Linked DNA regions of Homo sapiens: region 1 is linked to region 2. A link is a loop called in an ENCODE intact Hi-C map of the cell type or tissue named here. Cell type or tissue: IMR-90. All regions are shown on one strand.

Evidence for each region. A loop is a pair of places that touch in the nucleus more often than their neighbours do. Peaks named below come from ENCODE experiments on the same cell type or tissue, not always from the same donor. Only the 100,000 strongest peaks of a DNase experiment are listed, where the experiment ranks them.
Region 1: a loop joins it to region 2, with 3 times the contacts of the local background. A loop is called at or near these places in 3 of 110 quality-filtered maps.

What each region holds. Positions count from the first base shown.
Region 1 is chr20:6,572,684-6,580,683 of GRCh38, forward strand. No RefSeq gene overlaps it. Among named protein-coding and RNA genes, the nearest start is that of CASC20, 150 kb to the left of the region's middle. In IMR-90, no CTCF peak of the experiment used is centred here; DNase peaks (open chromatin) are centred at 3,608 and 6,918; H3K27ac peaks cover 1,614 bases.
Region 2 is chr20:6,462,803-6,470,802 of GRCh38, forward strand. All of the region lies in intron 2 of CASC20 (cancer susceptibility 20), which reads left to right. Among named protein-coding and RNA genes, the nearest start is that of CASC20, 40 kb to the left of the region's middle. In IMR-90, no CTCF peak of the experiment used is centred here; no DNase peak of the experiment used is centred here; H3K27ac peaks cover 902 bases.

The DNA.
Region 1 (8,000 bases), 110 kb after region 2:
TGGTAAATCCATTGTACTTAGTAATATGAATGATAATAGTAATAACTGACTTAGTTTGTGCTTAAAGCGAAGTGAACTGTGAAATATCCATATACATTTTTTACCTTGCTAGGAGGACAGAGATGTTGATTAACTACAGAGCTTGTTAAAATATGTAAAGCTACCTGTGCATGTTAATGAACAGACTGGCTGTATAATGCGCAGCTTCCAAACTAGCATAGAGAAAACTAAAGAAATTGTAAAACTGAAGGCATGAAATGAGAACAAATAGGCAAACGAATCTTAGTAAGTATAAAAACATAAGATAGCTGAAATAAGCCCATATATATTAGTAATTAAAACAAATATAAACAGTTTAAATTCACCTCCTACAAGGTTCTGGATTAATTGACTGAATTTGTAAAACCCAAGCTACTTAAGAGACACATTCAAAAAACAACTAAGAAAAATTGAAAAAAGTGAGGCTTAGATATTAACAAGATGGATAATCATTTTTAAAGATTCTGAAATATAATTTAATACTAATAATATTAGCATTATTTCTTTACTCCCTGACCTAACATTTTTACTAAATTCTATGTTACAACTATATCTTCTTAAAATATTCTGTTTGAATTTTACATTTTATATATATATATATATATATACACATACATACATATACATAAACAAAGAGATCTATAATTTTTTGTTTTGTTTTTCAGAATATATTCACACCTTTCATGTTGCCTCATTCTCTATATCTTCCCATAAAGTAGCAGGTAGAGACCATCTTCAACCTATCTATTTTCAGTTCTGACACATACAATTCATTTTTAACATTTAAAAAGTATAACCTTATAACAAAAATCTAAATAATTCCCTACTTAAAACCCTTCAATGGTTTTCCATTGCTTTTAGAACTGAAATTCTCACTCAAATCCTAAAGTTTCTGGATAACTTAGTTCCTTCTTATCTGATCAACTTCTTCAAATGTTGTTTCCACCTCATTCACTAATCTCTAGCCATGTGCCATTACCTTTCAATTTCTTGGGCACAGTAGATAAATGCTTTTACACCTAAGGCTTCTGCAGCCATTGTTTTATTAAATTAAATGTCAACTCCTTCAAGAAGACTTCCTTTTCTAATTCTCTGTCTCAGCCACTTGTGTCCTTTGCAGTACTTATGGCAAGTTGAAACTGCCTCATTTGTCTGTTTCCTTATTTTTTTAACTGCCTCTGCAACTGTGATATGCATCCTGAAGGCAGAGACCAAATAGAATCTATTCATTGCTTAAACTTTGCCCAAAGCCTGAAGCAAAGTATTCTCTCAAGACTCTCAATAAATATATCTGGAATAAATCAGCAGATAAATAAATAATTGCTTGAGCAGTTTGCTATTTTGCCTGGGTAATATTTTTTCTAGTAGACTGAAATAATGTCTCTATATCTCTGACTTTCAAACCATAATATTTAGTCTTGAATTTCCATTCCTGGAACTATACGTTCATATTTCCAAGTGCATTTCTCATGTATATCTCAAATACTCAAAACTAAATTCAATTTCTCATACCCTATGAATTGTCCTATTACTTCCCTATTTTGGTTAATGATCCAAGCATTCATCCAAACCCAAGACCTGGAAGTCATCACTCATTCACTCATGTATTCACATATTTATTCATTCATTCATATTTCGTGCAGCAACTATTATGTGGCTCACACTATGTGAAGAGTAGCATACATAATAGTGAACAAAACAGGCATAACCACGTCCTCACAGTTTGTTCTACCATCTCTCTCAAATTATGTTGACTGCTGAAACGTGCATGGTCATTCTACTTTAAGAATGTCTCCTGAACCAGCACCTTTTGAGTGCACCAGCACTTTCTTAAACCAGAACCTCACACACACACACCTTTTCTAGATTAAGCCAACATCACCTCTTATCTGAATCTTTGTAACAGCTTCCGGATTGGTTTCCTTGCCTCTAGTCTCATCTCATTCCAATTCATTTGTCACACTACTCAGGGCTTTTCCTAAAACATAAATTTAACCACCTCATGGCTCTACAAAATTTCCCTGTCTCACCATCACTTACAAGATAAAGTTCAAACTCTGTAGCACGACATGCCATGTCCTTAATGATTCAACTCTAGCAAATGGCATTCAGCTTCATGAACATGACCTCATGTCTGCATATGCCATTCCCTTAACATGGAACCTCCCTTCTGCGCTTCACCATATCAGCCTGGCAAACTCCTTCCATTCTCTCCTTTCTTGTTGAGGTTTCCCTGACTTCTCTGCCCATTGAGGCAGAAGCAAGAGCTTTTGGAACCATGTTCTCGTAATCCCTTATAGGAAGGAATCCATGCTATCATACTGCATTATGGGAATGTCAAAGATGTTTATATGTCTGGCTTCCTCACTAGACCATGGACAACTTGCAAGCCAAGAATCTGGCTTATACAAGCTTCTATCTACACCAGCTGGCATAGTGCCTGCAACATGGGAAGTGTTACTACTAAATCTTTGTGCAACAATTAAATATTGATTAAACAAGTGTTGCATTTTCAGTCATTTGCCTGAAATGACGCAGTTATCAGTAGCAGAGCTGATCCAAACTTCCAAGTTCCCACTCGAATGGTTTTTCACTAAAGCACCACTGTCATGTATCCAATGATTTTCAATTGATCCAGGGTAGAGTAAAGCCACAGGGCATGCCTTAGGTTGGGGAGATGGGTTAGAATCACCTCAGGTCTTTTTCAACCTAAAATGCTTATCGGCATTCTGATATGTATTTCCTGAAAAAAATTGCCAGTTGGGTGTCCTATATATTATATGTTGAAGAATGAACAATGCTAGTAGGGAAATAATAGAATGGAAATCAGGCAGGTGTGGATTTAAACATCTATTCCTTAATTTATCAGCTTTGTCTACAGATGAGGAAACTGAGGCACAGAATGTGTCATTTAACTTCTATGTGCCTCAGTTTCCTCATCTGTAAACATGGTACCATATTTGGGAAGTTATAATGAGGATTTTGTCAGCTGACTGACCCTTGGTAAAGGGTGAGAATATTTCCTGGCACATACGAAGTGTTCTAAAATTTAGTTTCTCTTTCCCCTTTTCCCCCTAGGCTTTGATCAGAAATCCAAGCACACAAAAATGGCTTTTCCATTTGTGTAAGGGGAAGATTATTGCTCTGCTGATGAATTGTGTGCATTTCACGCACACTTTAACAGCTCCAGGGCGTCTTCAAATTAGAGCTCCTTATCACTCATTAGCACCATTGCAGGAAGGCCGATAAACCTCACCTCTTGCTTAGCTCTCTGACACAGCTGGGGAAACCTCCATTTGCTCTTATCATCTGAATTCTGACCTTAAAGGTTTCACTCTAACCCCAGGGCTTAATTTATCTTCTGTTAAAAGCAGCAGTTTTCCCTTACATGGAAACTGTCATGCCCCGAGTATGCATAGTGAGACAGAGAAACAGTCCTGTCTGTTTCATCTCAGACGCGAGGGAAAAGTCCCTTGCACCCTTCTCTTCTGCGGATAGATGGGCTTTGATTACAGAGGAGCACATTGCAACTTCAGGCTGCTATTGTACACCACATACTGTAAAGGTTTAAAAGTTGACAAAATGCCATGAATACCATTGTGTGAATTCAACCTCGTGTTTGTTTTACCTACTGTACATCAGAATACACTTCCTGATAGCTGAGAGTTTGTGTTGTTTTGACTAAATTTGGACAAATATGCATAAAATGTGTATTCAACAGATATTTCATGTAAAAACAAAGAAAGGCTTGTGTCTTTAGATTGCCCCAGAACCTGAGGGCTACTGAGAATTATAAATAAAGTTGGCTTCACAGGCCTGCAGTCATAAATGACATTTTTTTAAATGATGGAAGGGGGAGATTTGAGTGGTACAGGAACCTTCCGTTTAATTCCCCTCCTCCCAAATATGTCCAAAATTTAAAGAAAGCTCCTTTAAATATAACTCAGTTGAAAAGGAGCTTTTGATTCCTGGTTATTGGGGAAGGACCTGTTTAACTATTTATACCATTGCTTTGTTTTCTTAAAATTGATGCAGGAGGAACATGGGTCCAGCCCTTTTAAAATCCTATGTTTTATCACTCTCCGGTTGATGGGCGCAATCCAGCATGAGGAAATTAGAAACAGCTGGAGTAGACACAATGCTTTCTTTTGAAAAGACATTTCAAAATTACTAGAGAAAAATAGAGATTGCTCTAAAGAGCCTATCTCAAAATGTGGTTTCTGGCTCAACAGCATCAGAATCTCCTAGGAACTTGTTCGAAATGCAAATTATTGGGCTTCATCCAGCCCTGCTGAATTGGAAATTCTGAAGGTAGGGCCCAGCAATCTGTGTTTTGACAGCTCTTCTATCCCCTACCCCAAGGAATTCTGATGCACAAAAGCAAACTAAAAATGAGACCTAAACCACAGGAAAGAGTAGCAAGAGAAAAGAAATCTTGAAAGGCCAGAGGGCAAGAGAGGCGTGATTTCAGGACATTTAATGATTCAAAGGAATGATGGAAAGGTGCTAATTGGGTACTTAACATCTATACTTCAACATGCATCTGTTTCTAAATCTGAAATTAATGGACAGACTATAAACAGCTTCCAAAGGCAGTGGAAAATACAAACCCAATGAAACAAACCAGAGTCAGGAAAGAGGTTGGCAGCACAATAACTGCAACATCAATTGTATTTAGATGTTTTTGTCTATAGTCTATACTACATAATAACTACATAGTCTATATAGTTATTTCAACATCATTAAATAGGATGTGTGATTAAATAAGTGCATGTAAGTAAATTATTAAAATGCATTAAGAGTATGCTTTTGCATACTTGTAACTTAGAGTAGACAAATCCTCCTGCTGAGAAAAACTAGAAACTGAACAAAATTCAGACACCACGTGTTTGAATGCCTCAGAAAGCTGTCTAAGCAGTCAGATCCTGGAAAGGAGGGGAGCTCATTGAGAGAAGCCTGACTTTTGAATCCAAGTTTCCCCTGAAGTTGAACACACCATATTGCCCAGAAATTCCACTCATATATACATATATATACACAAATACACATAAATATCCAAGAGAATGCACAGACACACACACATATCCAACAGAAATGCATGCATGGATATCTATCTATATATATATCCATATCTCCACATATATATCTCTAACAGAAATGCATACATAAGTACACCAAAAGGCATGGGTAAGAAATTTTCTATTTGCAATAGCCTCAAACTGAAAACTACCCAAACATCCTTGAACAACAGAGAGGATGAATAAATTGTACTGTATTCATGCATGAGATACTGAGAATGAATTAAATACAGCTACATGCAACAACATGGATGAATCTGATGAATATAACATGACATATCTCATTTACACAATTTCAAAATCATACAGTGATAATCCATGGTATTAGAAGTCAAGATAATAGTAACGTTTGATCTTTATGGTAAAAATGGTAAGGAGAGGGTGAGGGCCTACTGAGTTCTGCTTATGTTCCTGTTGCTGAACCCTGCACTGTGTGTTCCGTTTGTGGAAATTCAGTTAGTTGAATACTTGTGATTTGGACACTTTTCCTTACATATGTTACAGTTTAACAAGCACTCTTACTTTAGAAAAATATACTAAGAGGAATTTTTGTTTTCTTGTTTCTCTGACGTCTTTGGAGTCCATCCATCAGGTGTGTCTATGCCATCCTATGGAGACACCCTGGATTATCTGAAAGTAACTGGAGGCAGGAGAATGTGATCATAGAGAATCTTAGATTAGTGGGTAGACAGGCCTATGAATTGCTGTGTGGCTTTGGAAAGCTCTTTAACCCAAGTCACATTTTCCTCATCCTTGCATTGGAGTTGATCGTTAAAAGAGCATCTAACTCATAGGATTTAGTGAGGATTAAATAGGAGAGTTCATCTAAAGCACTGATGGTGGCAGGCAGTGGGTGGGGGTGGCCTAATGGCTAAGAATAAAGGCTGGGTATCTAAGATAATTGACAAGGGCCTTTCTTTTTTTTTTTATGGTTAATGTACCATTCTTTATGAGAATGTGCTAGCATAATGATAGAGGGCTGAAGCATGTAATCTATAATTAATACAAAGTGAACTGTCATGGGGGATGGGGAGGGAAATGGGCCTTTCTGCAGAAATGTAAGTGCGGTCATGGAAACGGCTATAGCTCCTTGATTGTAATTATTCAACCTCACTAGAGGTCTGCAACTAGCTATTAAAGTGCTAGTGGTCCCGACAAGGGCCTTTCTAAGAACACTGTCTTTGCAACTGTACCCCTTTTGAATAATATAAATATCATGGTTACTCACTTGGCAGAGTGGACATCCCTAAGAAATTCAATCAGACATTTTGAGGTTGGTGAGAGAGGGAGAGTTGACGGAGTTGGAGGAAGAAGAAGTCGTGACACCATGACTGAGAACTCTGTCTGATGACCCAGGGTCATAAAATTTATCATTATAAATGTCAAATAAAATAAATGATAATTAATCAATAAAAAATGACACATGATAAATAAATAAATAAATAATAAAATTACCATCTGTGCAGGGCAGGCTGAAAATGCTGAGAAGGTAAAACTCTCTAGGAGAATCCTTCAGCCAGTGACTGATGGGAGTTGGTGGATACTCAACTCCCTTGCCTCTTGAGCCAGATGACTGAAACGTATGCTCTATACTGTCCCCCAGAGATGCCCAGTTGAACTGGGCTCCAGTTACCCACAGTGGTAATTTGCTTAACAGCATACCTTCTATTGACTGCTTTCCCTTACCTGTATCATTTTTCCTTTCTTTTCCCAGTGTTTTGTGAGAGCATCTTCCAAATAAATTACTTGTACTCACATTCTTGTCTCGTGACCAGTTTCTGGGAGAATCTAAACTTAAGACAGTCTGCATTGCACAACTTATGGCGTAGGCTTAGTTGCTTTCTCTGAGACCTTCGGGCAGCTAGCACCACTGTGGCTGCCTCCTTTGGAATTGTCACCTCTACCACGCTGCCGAAGTGCCTGAGACCTACTGCTCTGAAAAAGACTTTGTTTGTCACTGCCCAAGCCCACTGTGAAGCCCCTTCCCCTCCCTTGAGCCAGGTGTCAGGATGGCCCTCCTATCCTGTCCCTCTGTTACCTAGGCAGTGGCCTCATCACTTTATTCATAAAGTTAGACTTCCTCACTCTGTATCTGCGTATTCTTATTGCTTTCTCTTTTCCAGAGACTCCGTTTTGGTCAACAATTAGCCCTTCCACATTTGGATCCTGGGCCACATGTGGAAATAAAGAGTTCCAGAAGAATTCTCCCATGAAGGCATTGGAATGCTTCAATACATAGTTTTGTGCCAAATCTACAATAATCTTCCCAAAAGAAAGACTCTTCAGTGTTCTGGATTTTTCGGGACTTATCTTATTTTCTTGTGCAACATCTTAACACAAACTAGAATAAAGATGACATATAATCATCTGCATTCATGAATAAAAAGAATGATCTAATTGTACTAATTAGCCAAACTGCAACCCACAAAAATGCACCAAGTCTTTATCAACATCCACCTCTGGTTACAGAATGTATCATGATGCCTTATTAGCAGCAGCCCAATGGCTCCCTGGAGCACCACTACTTCTGTCAATACATGCTAAAGCAGCACAGAAACATCTACGAAGATAGGGAACGTTGGGTAGGAAAGACCAGGACTGCAAATATCTTGCCATCCCAGCCTTGGAAGGGACCTCAAGGCCATGTAGTTCAGCCTGCATCCCCTCAGAGTGAAGCATTCTGTGTTCCCCAAAAGGCAGGAGAAACTTTGCCTGTGGTAGTGTGGGTTGCAACCCTTCAAGGATGCTTCTGAGAATCATGTTGTTAAGATAGCTACTGAGCAAAAGGCTGGGATTCTCAAAGTCACTTTGAGCGCATGTAATAGGAGGCAGAGATGAGGTCATCTCCCTAAAGGTCAGCTGCATCCCCAGATGTGTTCTTAC
Region 2 (8,000 bases):
ATAAAACAGTTTTTTATATATATACATATATAAAAGTTTTTTATATATATGTATATATACATATATATGTATATATACATATACATATATATATGTGTATATATATATATATATATATATATACTCTCAGATAATATGAAGGGCTGTGAAGAGTGGGGCAATGATAACTCTTACACTGCTAGTGGGAGTGGGAGTTTTTTATACCCACATTGGAAAACAGTTTGACATCATGTAATGTAGTCCAAAATGGGCACACATTATGATCTAGCCATTCTCTTGCTAGGTCTAGATGCTAGGGGAGCTTTTGCACATTTACTGCAAGAGATAATATGAATGTTCACGGTAACATTGTTTGTATTGTTTTGGCTACCAAAGAAAAACATCCCACTTGTCTATTAATAGTAGAATGGATAAATCAATATTGGAATACTATAGAACATAAAAATGAATAAATTCTAGCTACTTAGAGCAATATAAATAAACCTTTCAAACTAATGAATAAGATAGGTAAATCACAAGAAATACAACATAATTCAGGAGAATAAAGCCTACAAAGTTTTCAAAGAAAATAAGTTTAATTCAGGAATTTTATACTTATTTATATCCATTTTGAGTATAAAAAATTGGAAACATAACTTTGAACATGGAAAGACTTATAATTTCCTTTATTATTATAAGGAACCCTGGCCATCAAAGAATTTGGAATACAACTCTCCATGATGTACTGGACTAGGGGTACTCTTAGTTATGCAAGCAAAACACCTAGTTCTCTTTTTCTTAATTTCGGGTTACATGTATGCAAAAATTAAAAAGTAGAAATGCGTAGCATATTGCTAGTTTTTAGAGTACCACATCTCATCTCAGGATAAATTACCTAAATTGGTGCTTCCAACTGAGAATGATGCAATGTTATAATGGTAGGTTCCTTAGAATATGAATGATACATATTTAACAGATTAAAGATTGTCTGATTGCTAATGTTTAATTTCCCAGTTTTGGTGGTGGCAGTCTTTTTTACAGACCTCCTTCAAAAAGACTGGTAATTCTAGTAATTTCTGACAGCTAGAAAATCTTCTAGGGAATTAAATGCCCAAACATTCAGGAGCTGACATACAAGGATGCCTATCTAAAGTGAAGAAGGGTACAGCCACCAAGTCCTTTAGTCCTTGTTTGTCTCAAGAAAACCCTTAACTTGATCCTTACTCCTGAGCATGTGGTTTTTCCCTTGGAAATTATACTGTGCTTGGATGTTTGTTATTTGGGGTGGTATCTGATTTGTATGCAGGGAACAGGAGCAAAGATGCTAGCCTAACTTAGGGGACTTAAGGAATAATGGCCCAGGAAGATCAGTGTGGAATAAATTTTGTACTCCAAAATAGCAAAGATCTATTTAGGGAAACCGGGCTTACTCAACATATCCAGGGGGCATGAGCAAATCTAGAAATAGGAGGTGAAATTCAGAGCTGAGTGGAAGCCAAGAGACCGGGAACAAAGTTGAGAATAAATTGAAGAAGGCCCCGAGTGATGCTGCAAACACAGTTTGTGCCTCTATTGAAGAACAGCTATGCAGAATCATGACCTTTCAGCCTGTCATAAAGTTAAAGGCCAGAGAAGACTTCCAGGAAATTGATATTGGTGGGATATAATTATCCTGATGGGAATAGGAGAAAGCTGTTGCAAAAATTGAGACTCGCAATGATGGTGTCTTGGAATGGAGAGCTGAGATCCTCGATGGGGAGAAGTGGTTTGACTTCAGCTATAGTTTGAAGCAGGCGATGACAGGATTTACTGATGGGTATGAGAAAGGAGAGTCCAGGAGAATTCCATTAGCTGAGACAGGAAAGATTGAGGGAAGAATATTTGAAGTGTCTGGTGGAAATTAGGGGTTTGGTTTTGAATACGTTAAGTTTAGCATGTCTGAAAAACATCTATGTGGAGATGTTTCTTTCAGCAGGAGGCTTAACAAACAACAGCTGTGGTAGCTGTTACTTTTCATCACCTTGACATTCAGTGACATAAATCCCTGAAAGTTGGAACCTGCTAACATGTCTCAGAAGACAGAATCCTTACCCACCAAAAGCTGCTCACATTCAGGTTTCCCTTTCCAAATAAACTCTAATATTCATTCTATTTGGTTCCTTTTTTTGGCTTTGCTTCTCATCCTGAATTCAAACAAGTGACTAATCAGGAAGCTCAAAGACCCTCTATCTCCATTGCTAATTCTATTGGCTCATTCAGTCATTAAACATGTTTACTACGCACTGATTATAAGTGTAAAAAACAGGTCTCAATTGCCCATATAGGTGACCTCAATAATACCCCTTATATTGGCATGTCCTCCTTCTCTTTCTCGGTCTCCCAAACTCCTCACTCCCCTTTGGGGATGTAGGTCTCAGGCTCTACTTTTGTAAGCAGATAATCTGTGCCATTCAAGCAACGGTCAACAATGAACTATAATGAACTATCAAAGCCATAATGGACAGTCCGCTTCACCTGGACATGTGGGGATGGCATTAATGGCAGCCACATAGTGTGTGTCCTTGTCAATCAGATTATTGCTCGCTTTGCGTAGAGCCTCCACTGGCTTCACGTTGTACCCAGGGTTAGATCCATGACCTCCCTCCCAACAATTGCCACTCTCCCATCCACTACAATCTAGCAACACGGACCTGCCTTTGCTTTCTGCTCCTTTAATATGCCCCTTGCTCCCATGTCAGGGCCTCTAGACTTGCTGTTCCCTCTGCCTGGAATGCTTTCCCCTACATCTTTGCATAGCTGATTCATGCTTATCAAAGTCAGCTAAAATGTCAGCATTTTAGAGAAATCTTCTCTGATGTCCTTTACTGAAGGCAGTGGCCTTGTTTTTCTTGTCTGTTGCTGTGTGTTCATTGCTCATCCCAATGCCTAGGTAAGTGTATGTCACCAGATGGCCCTTGTAGCAGGTGCATTTAGAGCTCTGCTCACATCCTCTCAGCACTCACCTCTACATGCTGGAGGTGACTTTGCTGACACCTGCCACTCTCCTTGGGGCTTTTTTGACTGAAGGTACCCACTAGACTCAGGAACAGGGCAAGTCAGAAATGCCAAAGAGTTAATGCTGGAGAAGCAACTCTCAAGCATGGGGGGTTGTGTATAAATACCCTGGCTTCCTTGCCCCTTGGGTAGAGTAACTCTGAGGAATGTATTACGCACTGTCTCCAGGAGTTTTCCAGTTAGATTAAGCTCCAGGTGCCCACAGAGGTAACTTGCCTAAGAACATAATATTTATTCACTTCCTTTTTTTTTTTGCTACCTCATTTTCCCATTCTGCCCAGTGCTTCTTGGGATTGCCTCCCAGTGAATCAACGTGCACTTGGACGCTTTCTCACATCCCTTTGCTTCTGGGAAATCTAGCCTCAGACAACCCTCAATAAATGAAAAAATGTCCAAGTATTTATATTCAAATAGTACTTACTGCCTGGAAGTCACCAGGAGTTTGATTCATAGTGTCATAGTTTTTTCCCCCACATTACACATTCAGTCAGTATGCTTTTTAATTCTGGCTCTCACAGGGAAAGCATACAATAACATATGTTGGGTATGTTGTTTAACGTTCACAGCAAAGACTTACTATGTGCTTTTTGGTTTGAGGATTTTTGAGTAAGTGGTGGAGACATTTTTGATGTCACCCCAAGTTCTGCTGAGCAGAAGTGATAAGAATGTCTCTCTATGAAGCTCCACCAATAGAATGCATTGAGTCAGAAAATTTCATAACCTTCCATAAACAAAGAACAAGGTCCTAAGTGAAGGGAAAACAGGAAGCGATATGAGGAGGAATTTGTTTACCATGATTTCAACAACACTGGAATTTATTTTTATCAAAATGAAACCATGGGTAAGTCAACAAGGCTGGGCAAAGCCCAGAGACTGTGAGGTCCTAGATTCCCAACCGGGACACTATGAACTCAAGGAATTCAAATACATTTTGATTTTTCTAGAAATTGCTCAATGTTTCTCACATGAGTCTCGGTTTCTTTTACTTTTCTTTTTGAATTTCAAATATTTTCTTTTTGAAAACATAACATATCAAAGAGAGTTTTCAAGAACCCAGATTTAAACTTTAAAGCCAAATTTCTGTAAGGTCACCCAACATTTTATCTTACAATGACCAACACCTGGAGTATAAATGATCCCCATCATTGTGCCTCCTTTTGTTAGCCTTGTTAGAGAAGGCAGCAGAGTTCTGAACTAGTTTCTTGTTTCCTTAATGTTTAGACAGGGGACAAAGCCCTCTGTATCTATAGAGGCCAGTGGTCTGGAGACCATGGACAACAAGACATTGTATCTTTGTGTCTTGTGGGAAGCAGGGAGGGTGGAGCAGTGTTGCTGACTTTTTAAGACAAGCTAAAAACCTGGATTTTCCTATAAAATTTCCCCAATTTGAATGTTTTAAAATCATCGTGTAGGCTGGGCATGGTGGTTCACACCTGTAGTCCCAGTACTTTGAGAGGCCGAGGCAGAAGGGTGCCTTGAGCCCAAGAGTTCAAAACCAGCCTGGGCAACATAGTGAGACCTCATCTCTACAAAAAATGAACAATTTAGCTGGGTGTGGTGGCATGCACCTGTAGTCCTAGCTACTCAGGAAGCTGGGGGGAGGATCGCCTTAAGCACAGGAGGTTGAGGCTGCAGAAAGCCAATATCATGCCACTGTATTCCAGCCTGTGCAACAGAGTAAGACTCTATCTCGAAATAATAAAATAAAATAAAATAAAATCACTGTGTAAAAAAAAAGTCTCCATTTTAAAGCTTGATTTTACACTTCTATTTGAAGAACTTGAGGCTACTTTGGCACTATAATAAATGAAAGGGTTCCCCTGTAATGGAAGCACCACCAGAGATCCTGTGCTGAGATTTATTGCCTTGCTATTTAAAGAGTGGTCTCTGGCCAGCTGTATCAGTATCAGCTGGGAACTCATTAGTGACACAGACTCTCAGGCCTATGCAGATCCACTGAATCGGACCCTGCTGTCTAACAAGCTCCCCAGAGGATTCATGTGCACGTTAAAATTTGAGAAACATTGATTGAGTTTGCCTCTTCAGGAAAAAAGAAAAAAATCAGACTCTAAATGCAGAAGCTACAATTTATGTCTCACATGGAGAGAGAGGAAAAAGAATACTATGGAAGTCATAGACACTTATAATTAGTAATAGCTAGCTAAATATTTAAAAAGTGGCTTATTAATAAGGAGTTGCATATTCTCTGTTTGGATATCCAGTTGGTTGTCTATATTCATGGCTTCTGGCATCCATGGATTCAAGGAACCACTGACTGAAAATATTTGGAAAATAAAAAGTATTTGTGCTGAACATGTACAGACTTTTTTTGGTTATTATTCCCTAAACAATATAGTATGACAATTATTTATATAGGATTTGCATTGTATTATGTATTGTAAGTATCTAGAAATTATTTAAAGTAGGGAGGATGTGTGTAGGTTATATGCAAATAATGTTGCATTTTATATAAGGGATTTGAGCATATGCAGGTTTTGTTATCTGCAGTGGGTCTAGAGTCAATGCCCCTACAGGTAGTGAGGAATGACTATATTTAGTCAATTTGTTGAGGCATGCAATTGATTAGGGCAGCCTCTCTCAATATTTTCAGCCAAAGTCTGTATTTCCAGTAATAACAGGATTTTTATATTTGGGTTATGCTGTCAATTACATGTATTAAGAATCTATTTTGTGCATGCTACTGTTCTGAGCACTGGGCCCAGGGATGAATAAGGCACAGCTTCTATCTCAAAGCACTTAGTATCTTGATGACAAGACATGCCCAGAGCAGCCACAGAAGCATAAATAGCATGGGGAATGCAGTACTAGGAGGCTGAGTTGGCCAAGTGCCCAATAATTGATCTTTGTCATGATCATTCAACACAATATTGTACTTACTTTTTTTGATTTGAATATTTATTTGCTTAATATCTGTCTACAATTCCACACTGAAAGCATTATGCCTGCAAGGACCAATATTAATTGAATGATTTGCCCATTGCTTACTTCCATATTTACATATAGCTCTCTACACAGGGAAGGGGAATGTAAAAGAAAAATTATAGGCAACTTTGCATGACATGCTTGAGTCATTTCCTGTTAATGTTTTCTTTCTCTATAAATAATATATGCAAATAAAACTAACTGAATTATTTTACAGAACCCCTGCACTTCTGAGGTTTTACACACTACTCCTCACTTCCTCCAATTCCTCTGTCCCTTAACCCCAGCCCTAGGCAACTTCGAATCTATTTCCTGACCCTAGGGATGTGCCGATTCTAAACATTTAAAATAAATGGAATGATAAAATATGTGGTTCCTTGCGACTGGCTCTTTTCACTTAGCACAATGTTTTGGAAGCTCACTAAATTTTGTTTTCATTCTGCATTTCTTTGAAATAGAAAAAAAGAAACTTAGGCTAAGGAAGATATTAAAATATTACAGAAGTACAAGTGACTCCCAAAGCTTGAGCTACATCATGCTTTTGTTTATAAATGTAGAAACACATGTGTTCCTTCTGTTTCTCTTTCAGCTGTCTTGAACCAAGTTTTTATTGGGTGTTTGGTGGGGCTTATGTGAGAACTGGATGGCCCTAGGAAAAACTGAGAAATGTATGTTTATTTTCCATGCCTCTTCTTTCCAATTTTTATATCCTCCTCTTCTCCTTAGATATCCAATATTCTAATGGTACATCTTTACCCTACAGTATTACATTCTGAAAATGAATGGCAAAGTTAGTTAAACCTGTTAAATAACATTTTAATTCCCATAGCGGGCTTCTATTTTCCCACCTAAAGGAGAGACTAATGGTAAACATTTCAGGAAGACGGGGAAATGGGCAACTATTTTTGGTTAAGAACAATTTTCTAGACATTTGTTGAGAGCTTGTCAGGTGTTAGGCAAGTGCCGTATCAAAGAGGTAAAGTAATGCCCAAGACACACAGCTATTAAGTGGTGAAAGCAGAATTTGAACGGTTCTTCCTGATTACAGAACCTCAGTGCTTAATTATTGTGGTATACAGCCTCCTCGATGCTTGTTAGTCACCCTATAAATTCCTCAGCCAACGACCATTCCATCTTGCCCTTCCTAAAGCAAACACAGTATGTATCATTTGATATTTATTCTGTCTTTTGGCATTCTTTCTAGAGAGGATGTTATCAATTCTGTAAGTTGTAGTTTCTGTTGGTCATTTAAAAATATGAAAGTCAACATTTTGTTTGTAAATTCCCTTTTCTACTTACTAGAAAACTCTAGATCTGAGTTTTCAAGATGTAGTAACCTGTATCTGTATTATATTGCATGGAGAACATAACTACTATCACTAGAGAGGGTTCAGTTCTTTAATTTGATGAAAATGTCAGGCTAAAGTGGAATGAGAACTTATTCAACTTAACAAGCATCCATTGACTTTCTAATCAAGAAATGCTAAAGGGAGTTCTTCAACTTGAAATGTAAACAGGAACATGAAGCATGAGAAAGTATAAAACTCATTGCTAATGGTAAATATATAGACAAATGTAGAATATTCTATTAGTGTAACAGTGGTGGGCAAATCACTTTTAATTCTAGTATACTAATTAAAAGATAAAAGTATTAAATATAGTAATGTTAAGAGATACACAATACAAGTAGATGTAAATTGTGCCATCAATAACGAAGTGTAAAGAGGGCATAATAAGAAGTGTAGAGTTGGATGTGATTGAACTTAAGTTGTTATCAGCTTAAAATAAACTCAACAGGGAAGACAACGGCATGGGAAACCTTTCAGTGTCTCGCTAAGTGGGTGCTAGAAAGGACTTATGGGATTTTAGCTTGTGCTGGGTGATCTTAGGAAGGGTTTAAGGAAGGAGAGCTTTGCTTTTAAGTAGAGGCTGTTGGGAAGCAATTTTATGATTTGGTACAGAGATAGTTCTATGATTGGGTATCTTCATGATCCTATTTAGAAGGCAAAAGAAATGATATGAGG